Linked DNA regions of Homo sapiens: all the other regions are linked to region 1. The links are chromatin contacts, found by Hi-C or POLR2A ChIA-PET in ENCODE. All regions are on one chromosome and are shown on one strand. Each heading gives the region's core, a stretch centred on a gene start or an enhancer-like site at or near the end of the contact. The rest is flanking DNA. Distances are from core to core; before and after follow the strand shown.

What was found. A loop is a pair of places that touch in the nucleus more often than their neighbours do. ChIA-PET counts read pairs that join two places held with the same protein, here RNA polymerase II (POLR2A). Pooled maps may share reads with other maps.
Region 2: a loop to region 1 is called in a map of CD4-positive, alpha-beta T cell, with 6 times the contacts of the local background. The contact joins the promoter of VPS4A here to the promoter of SMPD3 in region 1. A Hi-C loop is called at or near these places in 1 of 168 maps with a recorded cell type or tissue (CD4-positive, alpha-beta T cell) and 8 of 50 pooled maps.
Region 3: a loop to region 1 is called in a pooled map, with 8 times the contacts of the local background. The contact joins the promoter of PDF here to the promoter of SMPD3 in region 1. A Hi-C loop is called at or near these places in 6 of 50 pooled maps.
Region 4: a map of naive thymus-derived CD4-positive, alpha-beta T cell shows a loop between it and region 1 (5-fold over the local background). The contact joins the promoter of RANBP10 here to the promoter of SMPD3 in region 1. A Hi-C loop is called at or near these places in 2 of 168 maps with a recorded cell type or tissue (both naive thymus-derived CD4-positive, alpha-beta T cell) and 10 of 50 pooled maps. POLR2A ChIA-PET finds 5 or more read pairs at or near these places in 1 of 52 experiments (CD4-positive, alpha-beta T cell).

What each region holds. Positions count from the first base shown.
Region 1 is chr16:68,445,197-68,450,727 of GRCh38, reverse strand. It overlaps SMPD3 (sphingomyelin phosphodiesterase 3), which reads left to right and starts at 2,220. Exons shown (of 9, transcript NM_018667.4): 1 at 2,220-2,375. LOC124903705 (a long non-coding RNA gene) reads right to left here and starts at 1,888. Exons shown (of 2, transcript XR_007065097.1): 1 at 1,662-1,888; 2 at 1-1,563. RefSeq lists an enhancer at 1,853-1,902 and a silencer at 2,003-2,522.
Region 2 is chr16:69,309,756-69,314,919 of GRCh38, reverse strand. It overlaps VPS4A (vacuolar protein sorting 4 homolog A), which reads right to left and starts at 3,570. Exons shown (of 11, transcript NM_013245.3): 1 at 3,388-3,570. The coding sequence starts at 3,408. RefSeq lists silencers at 3,106-3,655, 3,716-3,855 and enhancers at 2,798-3,747, 3,748-4,698.
Region 3 is chr16:69,328,896-69,334,629 of GRCh38, reverse strand. It overlaps PDF (peptide deformylase, mitochondrial), which reads left to right and starts at 4,042. Exons shown (of 2, transcript NM_022341.2): 1 at 4,042-4,633; 2 at 5,451-5,734. The coding sequence starts at 4,060. The coding sequence ends at 5,608. COG8 (component of oligomeric golgi complex 8) reads left to right here. Exons shown (of 6, transcript NM_032382.5): 3 at 1-109; 4 at 1,748-1,916; 5 at 3,535-3,817; 6 at 5,451-5,734. The coding sequence ends at 3,791. RefSeq lists enhancers at 2,733-3,380, 4,029-4,676 and silencers at 3,605-3,994, 4,025-4,404.
Region 4 is chr16:67,804,559-67,809,908 of GRCh38, reverse strand. It overlaps RANBP10 (RAN binding protein 10), which reads left to right and starts at 3,349. Exons shown (of 14, transcript NM_020850.3): 1 at 3,349-3,607; 2 at 4,370-4,481. The coding sequence starts at 3,373. TSNAXIP1 (translin associated factor X interacting protein 1) reads right to left here and starts at 3,020. Exons shown (of 16, transcript NM_001288990.3): 1 at 2,713-3,020. The coding sequence starts at 2,759. RefSeq lists silencers at 2,791-2,910, 3,411-3,630 and enhancers at 3,051-3,280, 2,986-3,605, 3,606-4,226.

The sequences.
Region 1 (5,531 bases), core at 971-3,470:
AGGCCATCTAGCCAACATCAGAATGTTTAGTGGAGAAATATTCAGGAAAGATGCTACCTAGCAAGGTGGGACATCACCAATGAGGCCTAAGATGCTGAGCAGAGGGTTGAAAGAAGAGCAGGAGGCCGGGCACAGTGGCTCACACCTGTAATGCCAGCACTTGGGGAGACCAAGGTGGGCCTAGGTGGCAGAGGCTGCAGTGAGCTGAGATCGCGCCATTGCACTCCAGCCATTGCACTCCAGGCAACAAGAGCGAAACTCCGTCGAAAAAAAAAAAAAAGAGAGAGAAAGAAAGAAAGAAAAAAGAAAGAGCAGGAATCTTAGGACATCTTTACTTCATAACTGACAGGGCAGAAGATCTTTCTCAGAAAAGGAGTGGGAGGTAGGGCATTTAGGCACAGAAACGAGTAGGGCCAACAGCTAGAAATAGCGGAACATGAAGAACTGATGACATTTCAGGGAGAACTGACAGGAATAATAGGCATGGGTCTATCAATCTCTAGCATCATAGGATTAAAAGGGTACTCAAAGCATTCAGGTAAAATCCCAACCCACTGTACAAATGAAATAAACATTTCTTCAAGGGGGCGGCATGCCTCTAACTGAACACCTCCAGCAATGAGAAATGCCCAACTTTAGGAAATCAGAGTTTTGGAGGTGTATGTGAATGAGGTTCCTTTATTTTCTTTTTTTTAATTTTATTCTTTTTCTCTTTTTTTTTTTTTTTTTTTGAGACAGGGTCTCACTCTGTTGTCCAGGCTGGAGTGTAGTGGTGCAATCTCGACTCACTGCAACCTCCACCTCCCGGGGTTCAAGCGATTCTCCCGCCTCAGCCTCCTGAATAGCTGGGATTACAGGCACGTGCCACCACGCCCAGCTAATTTTTGTATTTTTAGTAGAGACTGGGTTTCACCATTTTGGTCAGACTTGTCTCGAACTCCTGACCTAGTGATCCACCTGCCTCGGCCTCCCAAAGTTCTGGGATTACAGGCGTGAGCCACCACGCCCGGCCCAATTCATTTTCAATTCAACAAATATCTATATTTATATCTCAATAGCTAGTGAGTGCCTACTACGTGCCAGATACTAGACACTGGACTGTAAGTATGAATAATATAGACATGGCCCCTCCCCTGTGGATCTTATAATGAGGAAGACGAGCACATAAACATGCAAGTAGAACAGGGGAAGTAGAGGGTGCTGCTCAAACACAGGGTGGGGCACTCAACAGACAGCCCAGCATCTAGATGTCTTCACAAAACAGGCAATGTCTAGGCTGGGGCTTGCCGACGAGTTAGCTGAGGGCAGGGTGGAGAGGCCCAAGGGAGTAGGAGGCTTCCCAGCTTCCAAAGAAGTTAAGAGTGTTGCAAAAAAGTGGAGTCCAGATCTTGAAGGGGAGAGTGGGCTTAGGTCCGGGGGCATGTGAAGCGCCCTCCGTCTGCTGCGCTGGGGGAGATGCTGCGGTATCCTGGAGTGGTGTGAAGGAGGCCAGGACCTGCGATGGGAAGACGGAGACGGGAAGGCCCTGGTGGCCCAAGGGATGACCAAAAGTGAAGCGCTCCTCTATGACAAGATTGAGACAAAAATAAAGGAATAAAGTTCTGAATGCGGTGGGAGAGTCTCCTCCGTCCTCCCTCACCTTTGCTGGGCAGGAACCAAACCTGCTTGCCCTCGGTTTGCCCCATCACCGACGGGTGTGGTCGGGGGCACAGCTCTTCGCCCTTCTTCTCAGATAGGAAAACTGAGGCCCAGGGTCCTGAGGCAGAAATCAAGGTTTTCTCCTCGAAATGGCCTCCCAAGAGGCTGCCCGGGGTCTCACACGATCCTTCGAGGGTCCTGCGGCCTGCCCCACGCCTCCGCCAGCCATCCTCGGCTGGTCGTCTTTGCTATGGAAACGGTCCTCCCGCCCTGCTCCGCGCCTCCGTGTCTTCAGTGCACTCTGGGAAATGCAGTCCCGCTCTGTTTGCCTACCCGCGGCGTGAGCCCACTCCGCGTCCTTAAAGAACTATAAGTCCCAGAAGGCTGTGCGAAACTCCGCCGGTCTCTGGGGGATGTGGTCTTGAAGGAGAGACCCAGGAACCTGCGGGCGGGGCCGGAGGGAGAGGGGAGGACGCCCCCAATGGGCAGACTCCTGGGCGGGGTCCGGGTCACCATTGGCTCCGGCGGCGCGAGGGAGGCGGGGTCAGAGGAATGAAGCGCGGAGCTGTTCGCCGCTCCAGGTGCTGAGTCTGAGGGAGGCTCCGGACCCGAGAGCCGCGAGAGCCGCCGCCGCTGCGGCCGCCGCCAGATCTGCGGCCGGGAGCCCGGGCTGTGAGGAGCCGGGAGGAGCGGGGTGCGCTGCCGGGCGCTGACCGCCCTCCCGCCCGCCGTCAGAGGTCAGTGCTGCTGAATTCGCTTTTGTTTTCTTGGGGAGCGGGCGAACCGAGGCGTGAGGGGCTGGGGAGTTGACGGGACGTGTTCTCGTTGCTCTCAGGACCGCGGGTCCCGGACAGCCGCCGACTGACTAGGGGCCTCCCGTGGCCGGGCGCCGGAGGTCGGAGCAGCTTGGGTTAGTTTTCGTTTTATCATGGAGAAGGCTCTTGGGTATGAGGGGCGAGGGCTGGGGGTCACCCCCACCCCCCATCTCTCCTGGGAGAGCGAGGAGGCTTGGACCCTCCCTCCCGCTGTGCCTGGCGACGGGGCTGCTCGGATTACTCAGGACGGGAGGATGAGGTGTTGTGGGATGAAGGGACTCGAGGCAGGGGGACCCCTCCCCGCAACACTTCGGCTGCTCGAGGTTACAAAGGAGTCTGGTGGTGATGGATGAGATCGCGGACCGCTCCCCTAGCCCAGACCCTCCCAGGGGTATTCAGGAAGGGCTGCTTGGGATGCAGGGAAGACCCTTGCCCAGGCCCCTTCCTCCACACTCGCCCCCCTCCCTATTCCCCCCTCCTCCCTTGGCCCTAGGGTTTTGTAAAGAGGAGGATCGAGGATGTGGAAGAGACAGAGGACTCTTACCCCTCCCACTTGGACCCTCCTAGGTTACTGGTGAAGGGTGGAATTGGAATGTGGCAGGGAAACGCTGGGAGACCCCTCCCCATCCTTCTCGGAGTCGCGGGTGGAGGAAAGCACTGACACTCGGAATCCCCCGCGCTCGGGCCCGCGCCGAGGGTTGGGTGGCCTGGGTGTGAGAGGTAGTGTAGGGGGATGTACGAGGACAGGAGGGACCCCTCCCCACCTCTCCCCACCTGGGCCTTATCTCCCAGGCCCTCCCTACCTGGATCCAGGCCTGGGGCTCTAAGTCGAGACGACCCGCCCTAGCCCACCACGCCCCGGGGACCGAGCCTCTGGCACCGCAGCTGGGGGCCAATCCCAGATGGGCATGTACAGAGCGGGACGGGGCGGGTCTCCCCTCAAGCACTCAAGAGCTCCAGGTAGACGCTACCCCCAACCTCGTGCCCGCGAATCTTTGGGGGCTGCTCCGCTCCGATGCAGGGCGCACCCCAAACCGAGGCTCGGGGACCTGCTTCCAGGACGCGCGGTGGCTGTTCCAAGGCATGGGGCTTTCGCGCTCGGCCCAGGCATCCTCGAGAGGACAAAGCGGCGGTCGCCGCACTGGCAGGCCTGCGCCGCGGGCTGGGCGGGGGGCGCGGCCGCGGAGGGGGGGCTTCGGGCGCGGCGCGGGCAGCTTCCACGGAAACGTGCCAGGAGCGGGGCGGGAGACAAAGCGCACCGGCTTCTAGCGGGCCCGCGCGAGCCGGGATGGAAAATCCCGAGGGAGGAGGCGGCTGAGCCAGGGCAGGGCACTATGCCCCCACATCTTTCCCTTTTCCCATACCCCCTACCCTAAGGCCAGCCAGGCACCCAGGATTCTGTGCACGCGATGGTGACCAGGGCCCCTTCGGGGGCCGAGAGTGGGGGTGTTCAGGACCTGTGACCACTAGGACAGGGACAGGTGGGGGCTCCACCTTGAGCAAGGGGCCTGGAGTTCACAGGGCGTGAGTGGGCCAGGGTCCAGAGGGACATCCTGACTGGACCCTCCCACGCCCCATCAGCCATGTTAGGTCAAATTTGGTTCTGGGGAGGGGATGTGTTTAAGTGTGTGAGGGTTTGCATGGATGATGGTGTGGGTCAGAGTGTGGGTGTGAATGTGTGTGACTAGATGAATGTACCCATGTGTGTTTCAGTCTTCATGTGTGTGGCACGGCCAGAGCTTGCGCTTCGGGCTGTGTGTGTGTGTGTGTGTGTGTGTGTGTGTGTGTGTAGATGAACCACTTACTCATTTACTGATGGGCTTGGATGTTGTGGGGGTGGGGAGCAGGGTAGTCACATCTTTAACTCTCAAGCCACAGCAATGACCTAGGGTCCGAGTGGATGCCCTCAGGGTGAAGGTAGCTTCAGGTTGCTTTGTGCCTAGCCTGCCTGGCCTGCGAAAGGCCCAGTAAGTGGGGAATTCACAACTATGTGGAGCCTTCTTCAGCCCTTCTGAGGTCTCAGGTCTGACCCTGACATACTCACCAGTGCCCTGCCCTTCCCATTTTATCAGAAGCTTTATCCTACTGTAATAGGCTGCTCCAAAGACCAGAATTCTGCCCCCTCACCACCACCATGTGTTTCCAAGTGAGGCTTGGCAGGGGACTCATCAACAGAGTCACTTATGATGTGGGTGCAGGACTACGTTGCAAGGCAACTTTTGTCACTTTGGCCTCCATGTCTGGAAGGGCATGGCGCTGACGTTGCTGGTCAGTCACAGGCAGTGTCTCAGAAATACTAGGTGTCTCAGAAATACTGTTTCCTCAGAGAGGAAACAAGGGTAACACAGACATACACTACAAGGTGATACCCCTAGAGGATAAGCATGCCCCTCCCAGACCTGCCCTCCCCAATAAGTGACCCTGATTTCACAGCACTTGCATAGCAAAGGTACTGTGCAGCTTTGAGATAATCTTCACAGAGATCTACTTCCCATAGGATGAGAGACCAGATGATGGCCAGGAGAACAACAGAAAGAGCAAGTACTACACAATGTAGCCACCATCTATCTAGCCCAGGCTGCCTGATCCAGTTCCCACAAGTATCCACTCCCAGTGTCCACAGCGACCTCTGCTGGAAAGAGGTTAAACCAGTCACAATTTGGCAACTAACACTCCCCCATGGTGTAGAGGCTCAGAGTGAGTGTGAGCATTGTCAGGTAAAATCACAAATCTTTCTATTGGGGGGCTCCCTCCTACCTTCAGAGTGTTGAGTTGATGTTCTTGTCTGAAGTTCTTTCAAGCTAGTTCAAGCCATGGAATTGCTGCTGTCTTCACCTCTATGGAAATGTTTAAAGAGGGCTTGAAGGTCTTTGTTCAAGTTTCTGACCAGTGGAAGGTGGGCATCAAACCCATTTATAAGGACAATGCATGGAAAACACTTATCAAGGCCAAAGAGATTTAGGCATCTCCTGTCTCTACCTCTACCTCTACTACTCTTTTCTCCTCTTTCCCTGTTCCACATTTATCCTCTTCTTTCTGTCATTATTAAATTAGTCAATAACATTTTTCAAAGGCAAG
Region 2 (5,164 bases), core at 2,321-4,820, 860 kb before region 1:
TTAAAAACCGCAGCTTCACCAACGCCTGCACGAAGCATGACCAGAATTCTCCTCCTCAGATCCGGCACCAGTTACCAGGCAGGCAGTCCCACCGCAGACCCACGGTTCCAGGCACAGCAAACAATAAACCTCCTGACCGGCTCTTGGCAGGGCCGGGGCATTTGTTCAGCCCTCTCTTATCTGCAAGGAAGAAGTCTCCGAAAGAAACACACACAGACAGCTCGACAAAACAGACAGGCCAGGGGAGGCTGGGCCAGGCTGATGTGAAATGAACTCAGCGGATTGAAGAGATGAGAAGAGGGGTGAGTGCTGGCCATTATTTTCAAGCCTCTGCTCCCTCTACTACCTACAATGAATGGCTGGGAGCCCCAAACCTTCTTGGAAATGAGCTTAGGCACAGGCTGCCCTTGTCTGCCCTCTTCTGCATGATGTTCCTTCAGATGAGACAGGAAGGCAGCGCTCCTCTCCCTGGTGGCTTCTCGTCTCCAGAACACACACCCCCAGTACCTTGGACTTTTTCACTCTCTGTAGCTTCATGCTTGGGTCTATCCTTAGAACAATACTGAAGGTATTCTTTGTCCCATAAGGAGCAGCACTGACCCATCCCCTCCCTCCTTTTGGAAATTCTAGTAATACACCTAAGAGTGTGCTGGGGCTGGGCACGGTGGCTCATGCCTGTAATCCCAGCACTTTGGGACGCGGAGGCGGGCGGATCACCGGAGGTCAGGAGATTGAGACCATCCTGGCTAACACAGTGAAGCACCATCTCTACTAAAAATACAAAAAGTTAGCCGGGTGTGGTGACGCGTGCCTGTAGTTACGGCTACTTGGGAGGCTGAGGCAGGAGAATTGCTTGAACCCAGGAGGTGGAGGCTGCAGAGAACCGAGATCACACCAGAGCAAGAGTCCATCTCAAAAAAAAAAAAAAAAAAAAGAGTGCACTGGACTTTTCTGGCAGCCACATACAGTTTTTCACACACAGGGGGTCCAAGTTTCAATGGAGAGAAACAGTTTTACAGAACAGGAGGGTAAGGTGAGAAACTGCCAGCCCCGCCGCATCTCTAGTAACACGTATGGCAAAAGATGAGGATGAAAGAAAAGAGTGCTAATGGGGGCTGGCAAATGCTTACTGTAAAGGACCAGATGGTAAATAATTTAGGATTTGCCAGCCAGATAATCTCTGTAGCAACGACTCAACTCTACCTTGATGGCACAAAAGCAGCTGTAGACAGTATATCAATAAACGAACAGGGATGTGTTCCAATAAAACTTTATTTATAGACCCTGAAATGTGAATTTCATAGGATTTTCATGTGTCATGAAATACTGTTTTTCAAGCCATTTAAAAAATGTAAAAACCTATGACATTATGTTAAGTCATAATGAAAGAAGCTAGCCACAAAGGACCACCTATTGTATGACTCTGTTTATATAAAGTGGGTTTCTCTGTAGGCAAACCCACAGAGAAAAAAAGTAGATTAGCAGTGGTTGCCCAGGGCTGGGAGAGAGAGGGGTTGTGGGTGAGGGGTTTCTTTTGGAGGTGATGAAAATATTCTAAAAAGTGATTATGGTGATGGTCACACAACCATGAATATACTAAAAGCACTGAATTATACACTTTAAATGGGTGAGTTGCGCTGGGCACAGTGGCTCACATCTGTAATCCCAGCACTTTGGGCGGCCGAGGTGGGCAGATCACACTTGAAGTCAGGAGTTCGAAACCAGCCTGGCCAACATGGTGAAACCCCGTCTCTACTAAAAATACAAAAAAATATTAGCTGGGTGTGATGGGAGGTGCCTGTAATCCCAGCTACTTGGGAGGCTGAGGCAGGAGAATCACTTGAACCCAGGAGGCGGAGGCCGCAATGAGTTGAGATTGTGCCACTGCACTCCAGCCTGGGTGACAGAATGAGACTGTCTCAAAAAAAAAAATTAATAAAAACAAAAATATATAACGGGTGAGTTATATGGTAAGCACGCAAGTTATACCTTAATAAAGCTGTGTTTAGGCCAGACCCGTGGCTCACACCTGTAATCCCAGCACTCTGGGAGGCCGAAGTGGGCAGATCATCTGAGGTCGGGAGTTCGAGACCAGCCTGGCCAACACGGTGAAACCCGGTCTCTACTAAAAATACAAAAATTAGCCGGGCGTGGTTGCGGGTGCCCGTAATCCCAGCTACTCAGGAGGCTGAGGCAGGAGAATCGCTTGAACCTGAGAGGCAGAGGCTGCAGTGAGCCAAGATCACACCACTGCACTCCAGTCTGGGTGACAGAGTGAGACTCCATCTCAAAAAAATAAATAAATAAAATTTAAAAATAAATAAATACACCTGTGTTTGAAACTGAAAAACATTCTCGGTTCACGGGCCATAAAAAACCTGCCTGGGCAGACGGGATCTGCGGCTTCTGCTGGTGGTACGGTGGGATCTGGCTATGGACTCTTAATTCCTAACCTGGTACCCCAACTCATTCCATGTCTGCTCCTACTTCTGCCCTCCTCCACCTCCAGGTCTCTGAATGCTACTGGAACTCTGATGTCCCTTCTTCCATGAAGTCTTGCCTAACTCTCCCAGGCACTTTGTTGGCTGTCACTTAATGGACACCTACTATGTGCCAGACATACAAGAATGCTTTACCGTAATTATTCAATTTAAAGCTATCATCACAACAACCTAGAGGGCATTACCCCATTTTACAGACCAGGAAACTCGAGACCCGAAGATGAAAAAAAAAAACTAGCCCAAGGTCACTTGCTGGTGAGTGGCAGAGCTGAGATTCAAACCCCGGAATGAGGCCTGAGCATGTTGATCTCTTCTGGCCCCGCAGGACTGACAGCACCTAGAGGGTGGGTCAGTTGTTCACCCAGGTGGCGCCATCCCAGCACCACCCTGCAGGATCTAGGGAATGAATGAAGGGTCGCTGGCCGAGAAGAGGAAGTCGAAGATTGGGGAAGGGGCCGGGGCTTGTTCGAAGTGAGGTCGAGGGACTTCCAGGACCCGGGACAGGAGAGGAGGGAGCGAGACAGGAGAGGAGGGAGCGAGCATCGCTGTCTGAACGCCCAGCCGGACCCCGGGCCGAGCTTCCTGAGGGTGCCTGTGCGGCTCGGGTGAGGCTGATCCCCACGGCGGTACCGGGGCGCCGGCTACACGAAGCGGCCCTGGGGCTGGGCCAGCCGGGCAGGGCCGGAAGGCCTGAGGGTGGAGATGCCACCCGGCTCCGAGCGCGTGGAAACAGACACGGGCGGAAGCGGCGAGGGGGCGGCCGGAGCGGGGTCGCGAGGCCGGGGCTGGGAGGCGCCCACCTGACCACCCGCCCGCCGCCCGGCTCTGCGGCCCGCAGGCCCCGCTGCCTTCGGCCTCCGAAGTCGGGCCGGGCCGCACGAAGTACCTGGAGGGTTGACGTTGTCATTTCATCTCCTGGGTCCGCCCCACACCCCGCGGCGCTGCTTGCGGCCTCGGTCCGGCCCCGGGGAGCCGAGGTACTGGGTCCGGCGCGGGAAGCCCGGCGGTGGGCGCTGAGCGCGGTGCGCGGGCAGGGCGGCCGCTCGCAGCGGGAGCCGAGTCCGAGGGCAAGCGAGGAGCGCAGCCCAGAGCGGTCGGGCCCGAGCCGAGCGGCTGCCCCCTAGCGTCCACGGCTCGCACTGCAGGCACCTCTCCCTGCCTCGGCGAAGGCAGGGGGCGGTTCGAGAGGCAGGACTGACTGGGGACGAGGAGGTGGGACTAGGGCGAGACGGACAGGGGGCGGGGACGGGGTGGGTGGGACAAGGCCGGGGCGGGGCCTGGCGGGACGTACATTCTCGGGGCGGGGCCAGGGGCGGAGCGGGGTAGAATCCGGAAATCCTGACCTCGCTTGGAATAACAGCGCCCATTGAGCAGTTTTATTCTCACAATAAAACGAACTTATCAGAGCGTTGGTTTCTCCATGTTTAATATCGCACGATCATAATTAGTACCTGCCTTGTCTGGCTTTTGTGGGGAATAAATGAGCTAGCTAATGTAAACAGAGTGTGCCCCACACTGGGGCTCAATCCCTGGTGGGATGCCGCTGACTGTTCAAAGCCAGTTTTGTTTTGCTTGGATTGATTGACTGATTGATTGATACGGAGTCTTGCTCTGTCGCCTAGGCTGGAGTGCAGTGGCATGATCTCGGCTCATTGCGACCTCCGCCTCCCGGGTTCAAGCGATTCTCCTGCTTCAGCCTCCCGAGTAGCTGGGATTACAGGCATGCACACCTACTGTGTGCAGCGTTGTGTGCTAGTTTCTGGGGATACAATGATCAAAGCAGTTCTAGGGCTGGGTGTACTGGCCCACGCCTGTAATTCCAGCACTTTGGGAGGCCAAGGCAGGAGGATTGCTTGAGCCGAGGATCAAGACCAGCTTGGGCAACATAGTAAGACCTCGTCGCTAAATTAAGAAACAAAACAAAACAAACAAACAAAAAAACGCACCAGAGGCAAGTGATCCATTTGTCCACAAGTCTATCCTGTGAGAGAAAAAAAATGGAGGGCAAAAAACATCCAAGTTGAGGCTGGGTATGGGGGCTCATGCCTGTAATCCCAACACTTTGGGAAGCCGAGGCAGGCCGATTGCTTGGGCCGAGGAATTCGAGAACAGCCTCGGCAACAGGTGAACCCCCATCGCTACAAAAAATAAAAAACGTATCTGGGCATGGTGGCGCACACCTGTAGTCCCAGCTACTCCGTAAGCTGAGTTGGGAGAATTGCTGGAGCCTGGGAGGTCGAGGCTGTAGTGAGCCGTGACCAGGCCATTGTACTCCACCCTGGGAAATGAAGCAAGACCCTGCCTCCAAAAAAAAAAAAAAAAAAAAAAAAAAAAAAAAAAAAAAAAAACCAAAAAATTGGCACACCTTAATCTCTCTTCACAAAATGCTAATTAAATACAAAGGAGAGGCCGGGCGCGGTGGCTCACGCCTATAATCCCAGTACTTTGGGAGGCCGAGGCAGGTGGATCACTTGAGGTCAGGAGTTCAAGACCAGCCTGGCCAACATGGTGAAACCCTGTCTCTACTAAAAATACAAAATATTCGCCGGCCATGGTGGTGGGCACCTGTAATCCCAGCTACTTGGGAGGCTGAGACAGGAGAATCGCTTGAACCTGGGAGGCGGAGGTTGCAGTGAGCCAAGACCACGCCATTGCACTCCAGC
Region 3 (5,734 bases), core at 2,793-5,292, 880 kb before region 1:
CGCCTGCTTTCTCAACAATATTCTGGTTGCCTTCAATGATCTGCGCCTCTGCTGCCCTGTGGCCCTGGCGCAGGATGTGACTGGGGCCTTGGAAGATGCCCTTGCCAAGGTGAGCACATTCTGTTGGTTTTCTGCTACCCTGGGCCTTCTCTGGTAATGGGTGGCCAGATTTTTGTAATAAACCCGTCTATTTGACGGTGTCTGCTGACATGGAGAGGTCTAGTGTGGTTTTGGAGGTTCTCCTGATTGAGAAGCTCTGGCCAGTTGCCCTTCATGGGACCTAGGACAGTCCATGAAGTGATTTGCCTATAGTAACAATTCGGTAATACACGTATTAGCTTTCTAGTGCTGCATAACAAATTTCCACAAACTTAGTAGCTTCCAGCAACACATTTATTACCTTCCAGTTTTGGTGGGTCAGGAGTCCAGGCACAGCACAACCGGGTCCTCTCTGCTCAGGGTCTTACAGGGTTGCCATCAAGGTGTTGGCTGGACTATGGCCTCATCTGGAGGTTGGGGCTCCATTTCAGACTCATGCAAGTTGGCAGGGGTCAGTTCTTTGCAATTGCAGAACTGAAGCCTCAGCTCCTAGAGGCTGTCCACTCCATAGGCAGCTGACAACATGGCTGTTTGCTTCCTCAAGGCCAGCAGGAGAGCTACTCTCTTGAGTCTCTTCTTTTAGGTACCTCCTTTTAAAAACTTCATTTGATTAAGTCAGATGATTAGGGACTTTAATTACATCTACAAAACCCTTTACCTTTAGCATATTCTTTTATTTTTATTGTTAAAAGTGTTTTATTTTACAGAGAGATAGTGTCTCCCTATGTTGCCTAGGCTGGTCTCAAACTCCTGGACTCAAGTGATCCTCCTGCTACAGACCCTCAAAGTGTGGGATTACAGGTGTGAGTCACTTGAACTTGGGAAGTCCAGCATCAGAGTCTGTGTTCTTACCCTGTCGCTATGCCACATATCTGTAGTGTCAGCTAGGCTGCTCTGTTGGTTTTGAAACTTCTCTTTCCTAGCTGTTTTCTTACAGTTTTCCAGTGGTTCTAGCTTTCTGAAACCTCGGGGCTTAGTAGAAAGCTTGTATAGTTTTGCTTCATTTTCCTGGATCCAGCACAGTTCTGGTTGGTCCTCCGTGGAAGTTAAGAACCATGTATTGGGCCGGGCGCAGTGGCTCACGCCTGTAATGCCAACACTTTGGGAGGCTGAGGTAGGAGGATCTCTTGAAGCCAGGGGCTCCAGACCAGCCTGGGCAACAAAGCAAGACCCTGTCTCTACAAAAAATTTTAAAACTTAGCCAGACGTGATGGTGCACGCCTGTAGTCCCAGCTACTTGGGAGGCTAAGGTGGGAGTATCCCTTGAGCCCAGGAGTTTGAAGCTACAGTGAGCTGATTGTGCCGCTACACTCCAGCTTAGGTGACAGAGCAAAATCCTGTCTCTAAAAAAAAAAAAAAAAAAACCAAAACCATGTATTCTCTCTATAGTTTTATGACACTCCTCCACTGGAACCGGAAACTATACCCGTAATGTAACAAGTTGGGTCTGAACTTCACATTAATAAAGTGACACAATTGTGGACAATGACCATAATTCTGAGTTTAAATGAGACAGTAAAATAATGTACTGTTAAATTACTTTGTTCAGGAAAACTGGAGGGGCATACATTTTTTTGCCTAGTTTCATGCACTGCTGTCCCAGTGGTGATAGGCTGTCCCAGTAATTGACGGTGCCCTTGTCTCTTAGGTAACTAAAATAATCCTGGCCTTCCATCGCGCTGAAGAGGCTGCCTTCAGCAGCGGGGAGCAAGAGCTCTTTGTCCAGTTCTGCACTGTCTTCCTGGAAGACCTTGTTCCGTATTTAAATCGCTGTCTCCAAGTCCTTTTTCCACCAGCTCAGATAGCACAGACTTTAGGTAAGAGAATGAAAATTCTGTAAACTGCCTTACTGATGTGTAATTCACATACTAAATAATTCATCCATTTGTGTAAGTCAGTGTTTTTTAGTAAATATGAATCCAATTTTAGAATATTTCCATCACTCCAAAAAGATCCTTCATGCACGTTTGTAGTCATTCCTCGACAGCATCCTTAGTCCCTGGCAACCTACTTTCTGTTGCCATAGATTTGCCTCTTCTGGACATTTCATAAAAATGGAATCATACATTATGTGGCTGTATCTGGCTAAGCGGAAGAAGCCAGTCACAAAAGAACTACATACGTATGATTCCATTTATGTGAAATATCTAGAGAAATGGTTTTTACAGTCTTTTTTTTTTTTGAGGCGGAGTCTCGCTGTGTTGCCAGGCTGGAGTGCAGTGGCACAGTCTTGGCTCACTGCAACCTCCACCTCCCGGGTTCAAGCAATTCTCCTGCCTCAGCCTCCCGAGTAGCTGGGACTACAGACTCGCACCACCACGCCCAGCTAATTTTTGTGTTTTAGTAGAGACGGGGTTTCACCATGTTGGCCAGGATGGTCTCTATCTCTTGACCTGTGATCCGCCCACCTCGGCCTCCCAAAGTGCTCGGATTACAGGCGTGAGCCACCACGCCCGTCCTAAAGTCTTTTTTCCAATTCACTTTCACGTCCTTGTCCCTTTGTGGTAGGAGAGGGGCTTGGTTGAGGCACAGCTTCCCAAAGGGCAATGGGTCAGTGCATCACACGTGCAAAGCCTGGCTGCCCTCTGCTTTTTCCCTGGTGCTGCCTGAGGTCTGGGTTCCTGCTGCAGGCACCCTACACTGCTGTTCCGTTACGTTCTGCTTCACAGTATAGCTTCCCATTCCCTGTAACAAAGGTGGTTTTTGCTGTATTAAAACATAGTAATTGATGGCTGGGCGCAGTGGCTCATGCCTGTAATCCCAGCACTTTGGGAGGCCGAGGCGGATGGATCACCTGAGGTTGGGAGTTTGAGACCAGCCTGGCCAACATAGTAACTCCGTCTCTACTAAAAATACAAAAATTAGCCTGGCATGGTGGCGGGCGCCTGTAATCCCAGCTACCACGGAGGCTGAGGCATGAGAACTGTTTGAACCTGGGAGGCAGAGGTTGCAGTGAGCAGCAATCACGCCACTGCACTCCAGCCTGGGCGACAGAGCGAGACTGTCTCAAAAAAAAAAATAGTAATGGCTCGTTTTTTTTCCCTTAAATTTCCTTTTTTTTTTTTTTTTTTTTTTTTGAGACGGAGTTTTGCTCTTGTGGCCCAGGCTGGAGTGCAATGGCGCGATCTCGGCTAACTGCAATCTCCACCTCCTAGGTTCAAGCGATTCTCCTGCCTTAGCCTTCCCAAGTAGCTGGGATTACAGGCCTGCGCCACCAAGCCCGGCTAATGTTGTATTTTTAAGAGAGATGGGATTTCTCCGTGTGGGTCAGGCTGGTCTCGAATTCCTGACCTCAGGTGATCCGCCCCCCCCTCCCCGGCCTCCCAAAGTGCTGGGATTACAGGCGTGAGCCACCGCGCCCGGCCTCCCTTAAATTTCTATATTGAGTTTTATTAGTAACTGTTTTCCATTTTGCTTTCCCCACGTCTGGGTTAGGCATTCCTCCCACTCAGCTCTCCAAGTACGGTAACCTAGGGCATGTGAACATCGGCGCCATTCAGGAGCCCCTCGCCTTTATCCTGCCAAAGAGAGAGACGCTTTTCACCCTGGATGACCAGGCGCTGGGGCCCGAGCTCACAGCTCCAGCACCAGAGCCTCCCGCCGAGGAGCCACGCCTGGAGCCCGCGGGCCCAGCCTGCCCGGAGGGAGGGCGAGCGGAGACGCAGGCCGAACCGCCCAGCGTGGGGCCCTAGCCGGCGTCCCCTGCCTCCAGAACGCGGTGCGTGAGGTTCCCGGCGCGGGGTGGCCAGGACTGCCTCGCCCTGGAAGGTCCGGGGCGGGTTCGGGAGGCGGGAAGGCGCTCCCGGGAGGAGAGCGGAAGGGGGCGGTGCTCACTGCCAGTCTAAGCAGGAAGGCGGGGATCCAGTCGCGGCTTCGCTGTGTGCTGGCCGACGGCGCTTCCCGGCGTGCCCCGCGCTGCGGCCGGAAGGGGCGGGCCGGGTCACTGTTAAGGGGGCCGCCATGGCCCGGCTGTGGGGCGCGCTGAGTCTTTGGCCACTGTGGGCGGCCGTGCCGTGGGGCGGGGCGGCAGCCGTCGGTGTCCGGGCTTGCAGCTCCACGGCCGCCCCGGACGGCGTCGAGGGCCCGGCGCTGCGGCGCTCCTATTGGCGCCACCTGAGGCGTCTGGTGCTGGGTCCTCCCGAACCGCCGTTCTCGCACGTGTGCCAAGTCGGGGACCCGGTGCTGCGCGGCGTGGCGGCCCCGGTGGAGCGGGCGCAGCTAGGCGGGCCCGAGCTGCAGCGGCTGACGCAACGGCTGGTCCAGGTGATGCGGCGGCGGCGCTGCGTGGGCCTAAGCGCGCCGCAGCTGGGGGTGCCGCGGCAGGTGCTGGCGCTGGAGCTCCCCGAGGCGCTGTGTCGGGAGTGCCCGCCCCGCCAGCGCGCGCTCCGCCAAATGGAGCCCTTCCCCCTGCGCGTGTTCGTGAACCCCAGCCTGCGAGTGCTTGACAGCCGCCTGGTCACCTTTCCCGAGGGCTGCGAGAGCGTCGCCGGCTTCCTGGCCTGCGTGCCCCGCTTCCAGGCGGTGCAGATCTCAGGTGCGGGCGGCGGGGACCGGGGCTGCTGGAGCAGCGCGCGCGTCTCTTCTGCCCGACTCCGCGAGAGCGCAGAAGTGGTCGCGGTTCATACGCCGGACCTCCCGCAGGAGCGAAGTGGGATGCGGGAGCGGAGAGGCCTCAGGACGGATAGAAGCTCCTGTGGGGTAGAGCCCGCTCAGATAGGACGCAGGGGCGAGGAGAGGTCCCCTAGTTCCGCTGTTACCTGACAGCCTGGCGTCTGCTTTCTGCTCCCTTGCTCTCTGAGGCAAACACGCTCTTCGGCCCCAGTTAGATCCGCCACGGTGGAGTTGGAGAAGTGGGGGTTAGCCCCCGCCAGCCTGACCCAGCCCAGGGGGCTAGGCCATTCCCCCGTGGTACCACAGGATGCCTCGCGGAATGCGGGCTCTGCTGGGGTCGGGGTGATTGTTCCTGCACAGCAAGCCCGTCGGTTCAAGATGGTCAGAAAAACAAGTGGGGTCTCAAGCTGCAGAACCTCTGTTAGGAGTTGGGAGCCCACAGGTACCTCAGAAGTGGGAGGAGTGTTCGGAAGGGTCGCACCGTAGAAAGATGATTTCTCATCTCAGCTCTACAGTGAGCTCGATAACCTAATTACCAGAGTTGGGAACCAGGTTGAACGCTTGGTAATGGACCGAGATGAGGGACGTTTTCCAGTTAGAAGAGGAGCTGCTGTCTACATTTGCCATCTGCTGTTGCCTCTTGTCAATGGGAACAGCCAGGACCGGGGGCAGGGGTAGGGAGGTTGAGGATGATGCAGTTCAGCTGTTCCCACTCACCAGGGCTGTAACTTCCTTTGCAGGGCTGGACCCCAATGGAGAACAGGTGGTGTGGCAGGCGAGCGGGTGGGCAGCCCGCATCATCCAGCACGAGATGGACCACCTGCAGGGCTGCCTGTTTATTGACAAAATGGACAGCAGGACGTTCACAAACGTCTATTGGATGAAGGTGAATGACTAAAGCTTTGCTACTGGGGCTGAGGATTCCGGATACCAAGACGCAAACACTTTCACTTTGAGCTGGGCAAATCTTACTTGGCATCAACTTGGATGGCTCGCATATGACAGGAAACTGGATTGCCAAGGC
Region 4 (5,350 bases), core at 2,100-4,599, 640 kb after region 1:
GGCCCGATCTCGGCTCACTGCAACCTCCGCCTCCCAGGTTCAAGCGATTCTCCTGCTTCAGCCTCCTGAGTAGCTGGGATTACAGGTGCATGCCACTACCGCCTGGCTAGTTTTTGTATTTTTAGTAGAGATGGGGTTTCACTATGTTGGCCAGGCTGGTCTTGAACTCCTGACCCCAAATGATGTACCCACCTCAGACTCCTAAAGTGTTGGGATTACAAGCATGAGCCACTCACTGCTCCCGGCCTGTATTATTTATTTATTTATTTATTTATTTTTTTTTGAGACGGAGTCTTGCTGTGTCTCCCAGGCAGCTGGAATGCAGTGGCAAGATCTCAGCTCACTGCAACCTCCTCCTCCTGGGTTCAAGCAATTCTTGTGCCTCAGCCTCCAGAATAGCTGGGATTACAGGCACAGGTCACCATGCCTGGCTGATTTTCTTTCTTTTTTTGAGATGGAGTCTCACTCTGCTGCCAGGCTGGAGTGCAGTGGCATGATCTGGGCTCACTGCAACCTCCACCTCCTGGGTTCTCCTGCCTCAGCCTCCCGAGTAGTTGGGACTACAGGTGCAAGCCACCACACCTGGCTAATTTTTGTATTTTTAGTAGAGACAAGGTTTTACCATGTTGGCCAGGATTGTCTCGATCTTTTGACCCCGTGATCCGCGCACCTTGGCCTCCCAAAGTGCTGGGATTACAGGCGTGAGCCACCACGCCCGGCCATTTTTTTTTTTTTAATAGACAGGGTCTTGCTTTGTTGCCCAGGCTACAAGGCACTAGTGTGATCACAGCTCACTACACCCTCTCGAACTTCTGGGTTCAAGTAATCCTCCTGCCTCAGCCTCCTGAGTAGCTGAAACTTTTATTATTATTATTATTATTATTTGTAGGGACAGGGTCTTACTATGTTTCCCAGGCTGGTCTTGAATTCCTTACCTCAAGTGATCCTCCCACCTTGGCCTCCCAAAGTATTGGGATTACAGGCATGAGCCATCATGACCAGCCCTGTGCTTCTTTCTTAAAATGAATGGGGATTCTCTTTCTGGGTCTGCTTCATATCCTTTTCATAGAGAATGGCAGTTTACTAAATTAATCCTGTGCTGGGTAACAATTCTCTTTCTCTCTCTCTCTTTTCTTTTTCCTTTTTTTTCTTTTTTCTTTTTTTGAGACGGAGTCTCACTCTGTCGCCCAGGCTAGAGTGCAGTGGCGTGATCTTGGCTCACTGCAACCTCTGCCCTCTGCCTCCCTGGTTCAAGCGATTCTCCTGCCTCAGCCTCCCAAGTAGCTGGGAATACAGGTGCCTGCCACCATGCCCGGCTAAATTTTTTTTTTTTTTGAGACGTAGTCTCGCTCTGTTGCCCAGGCTGGAGTGCAGTGGCAGGATCTCGGCTCACTGCAAGCTCTGCCTCCCAGGTTCATGCCATTCTCCTGCCTCAGCCTCCCGAGTAGCTGGGACTACAGGTGCCCACCCCCATGCCTGGCTAATTTTTTGTATTTTGTAGAGACCGGGTTTCACCACGTTAGCCAGGATGGTCTCGATCTCCTGACCTAGTGATCCCCCCGCCTCGGCCTCCCAAAGTGCTGGGATTATAGGCGTGAGCCACCGTGCCTGGCCTCTTAGGGGCTTTTGTAGGCTTTTCTCTGTCAAGGCAGCAGACCCTGAAGAGTTTAGGTGGGATTGGGTGGTGTTTTTTTTTTTTTCCCCCACTGGGAATGAGTAGAAGGGGGGACACTACATTCATTCAACACTTACTGGGTGCCTATTACATACAAGAGCTGTGTCAAGAGCTTCACATATTCTGCCTAAATGTTCCCAACAATGTTTGTGGGGTGGGCTGTATCATTCCCATGTTTGAGATATATAAGCTGAGGCCTGGAACTTGAAGGGCCCTGTCTGAAGTCCCAAAACTAGAAAACGATTTAGCCAAAATTTTTGTTTTAATCCGTATGTATGGCTCTCCAGGCTGATGGAGCTGGTCATATTTTGCAGTACCCAGAGGCTATACACCTGAGTACAGGCAGAAGCTACCCAGAGGATGATCTCTCCAGGCTTCTAAAGTATTTCTTTACTTGTTCAATGGTAATATTACTACTTTATACAGTTGTTGTGAGGATTAAATATGGTACGTAGGCCGGGTGTGGGGGTTCACGCTTGTAATCCCAGTTTGAGAGGTCGAAGTGGGAGGGTCGCTTGAGTCTAGGAGTTCGAAACCAGCCTGGGCAACGTGGTGAAACCTCGTCTCTACAAAAAACAAACGAACAAAGAAACACCCAAAAATTAGCCAAGCGTAGTGGCGCATGCCTGTAGTCCCAGCTACTCGGGAGGCTGAGGTAGAAGGATCGCTTGAGCCCGGGAGGTCGAGGCTGCAGTGAGCCGTAGTAGTGCCACTGCACTCCAGCCTGGGCGACAGAACGAGATCTTGTCTCAAAAATAAAATATTTAAAAATGTGGTATATAAAGCATTTGGCATATAGTACATTCAATACAAGCTGGTTGTTACTAGTAATGATAAAGTGCGCCTACCGTTTTGCTAGCACGTAACGTCTTCACTGGGCTAAATCAGCCCGATTCTAACCATTGACTCTGTGGTGCTGGAGCCCTAGATCAATGGTCAGAGGCCAGCAGGAGGTGCAGAGGTCCGGATCAAGTGCCATTTCCCTCTCTAGAAGTACTCAAACCCTCATCTCTGCCCTCATCCCTGCCAGCGCCTACCTCGACGCGGACGAGAAGCTGTGGTACCGCGACTGCTGGCAGGCCATGACCCACGGGCAGGCGGGCAATCAGCACCCGCGGCCTGGGAAGCTGTGGTAGCGTACAGCCGGTCGCCATGGCGACCAGGCCCCAGAGGCCCCCCCGCGGCGGGGGCGGAGTCAGGGATGCGCCACGCCCCCGAGCCTAGCGCCCGCGGGCTGGGAGTAGGACAAAGTAGCAAAGGTGGACTGGGACCCGGCAGCGGGTGCCCTGAGAGTCAACCACTACAGCCGATTTGACCCCAGGTACCAGAACTGAGGCAGGGGGATGAACAGAGGCCATGGGGAGGGAAGTGTGCTGAGAGGCCGGAGCCGCTTTGCCGGCGGGAATGGTAGTTTTCGGTGTCCCGACGTCTCGATGGGACAGGCTTATGGCTGAGGACGGTTATACTACATCTCCCAGAATTCTCTACCAGCCCGAGTTGCTCCGCCTCTCGAGAGCTCTGCATTGTGGGGTATGGAGTTCGAAATGTGGTAAGGCGTGTCAGTGTCCAAAGAGGGGTGCCGGACTCGGACTCGGTTTCCCTGCGGCCCAGGGAGGCTCACGGGCCATTGGCTGAGCGGGGCGGATCTGGTCCCGCTCCTCCCCGCCCCCAGTGACACAATAGTAGCTCCCTCCAAGATGGCGGCAGCGACGGCAGACCCGGGAGCTGGGAACCCGCAGCCTGGGGACTCCTCCGGCGGGGGCGCTGGGGGCGGGCTGCCGTCCCCTGGGGAGCAGGAGCTGAGCCGGCGCTTGCAGCGCCTGTATCCCGCGGTCAACCAGCAAGAGACTCCGCTGCCGCGCTCCTGGAGCCCCAAGGACAAATACAACTACATTGGTCTCTCCCAGGGCAACCTCCGCGTCCACTACAAAGGTATCGGCCCGTCAGGCTGGGGGGAATTAAGGCTAGAGCGTCCGTGGGGTGGCTCTGCTGCCAGGCCCCCGCCCTATCACCTCCCTTTCCCTGCCTAGGTGCTCCAAGTTAGGGCTTGGCCCTTTCAGGATGTCCAGGGTGGTGAGGCTGAACAGGCCGAGGGCTGACTGCCTGTTCTCTGTCCTGAGACACCTGCCGTCAAGAGAACCGCAACAGGTGTCCAAACCCAGTGCTGGGCCGGACCTTCCACTCCAGGGCCTCCGTGCTTATCCTAGGCTGGCGCCAACGGCAGCGGGACCTTTCGCCACTGCTTAGAAGAAAGGGGTGGTCACATACCTACCATTAGCGTGAGACTCATGGGCTTCCCCACCTGCCAGGCATCCTAGACTGAGCCTGGGGTTCCGTGCTAGAGTTTGGGGGGTGTCTTCCAGGTCGGCCTCATCCTTCTTCCCCTGGCCTCCCAGGTGGGCTGCCTGGATTCTAGAGAGGCTGCCAGCAGCACTTGAGTATCTCTCACATTGCCTCTACCCTTGTTTTGTTTGTATGGGCAGTGTCTCAGGCAGGACTGCTGTTCTCAGGAGGAGGTGAGGCAAAGGTGGAAGGTTTAAGTGTTTATTCAGTTGTCTAATGATTCCTCGGCCTGTGTAAGTGCGTCCTCTGGCCACAGAGGAGTGGAGTTGTCATGGAGGAGTTGCAGAGAAAAATGAGGCTTCCATTTGCATTTCCTTCTGCTGAAATTTCTTACTTGCCCTCTCCTGTTAGGTCATGGCAAAAATCACAAAGATGCGGCCTCAGTGCGTGCCACCCACCCCATACCTGCTGCCTGTGGCATTTATTACTTTGAAGTGAAGATTGTCAGCAAAGGAAGAGATGGGTAAGCCCTTCATGACCACCCTCTTTCCCTGATCATGGAGCTGATCCCTGTGGTCAGAGTTCAGGTCCTTTGGCTGGCACTTGTTGCTGATGTGAGCTGGGGAGCCGCATGGGTCTGGGCTGCCATTATTTCCTGACTGTGGGCATGGTCTGGTCTAAGCAGCAGATCTTGATGGCCAGTGGGTGTGTTGGGGGTAAAGCAGGGATTATTTTTAGTGATGATGTAATTTGATACCTAGAAGGTTAGGCAAACAAGTAACAAGTTTACTTTAAAAATTTAGTGTCCAGAATGGAGTTTCCCTCATGAGCATGTGGTGTTTTTGTGACTTCCTTCCTTTCACATTCTTGCTGTATTCATGAGGTTCTTTTTTATGGCATTTAGTCATGTGGAGGCCCTGGTAGCCTTCAAAGAGATAGTAGAGTCTTTGCAGCATTCATGAAAGCTTCTGTGGCCACCGGCCTGTCATCTCAGGGTAAACAGCATACACATGATCAGAATCAGGTGACCTTGCTGCTCATAAACTTGTTTTTCAGTCCAAGGACTTGAACACTACTAGTTGGATCAACTTTAGGAAGGTCCTCATTAAAGTCAGCATTAGGAGCCAGGCACGGTGGCTCACGCCTGTAATCCCAGCAATTTGGGAGGCTAAGATGGGCAGATCACCTGAGGTCAGGAGTTGGAGACTAGCCTGGCAAACATGCTGAAACCCTGTCTCTACTAAAAATACAAAAAAATTAACTGGCATACCTGTAATCCTATCACTTCAGAAGACCGAGGCGGGCGGATCACTTGAGATCAGGAGTTCAAGACCAGCCTGGCCAGCATGGTAAAACCCCATCTCTAAAAAAAAATTCAAAAATTAGCTGGGT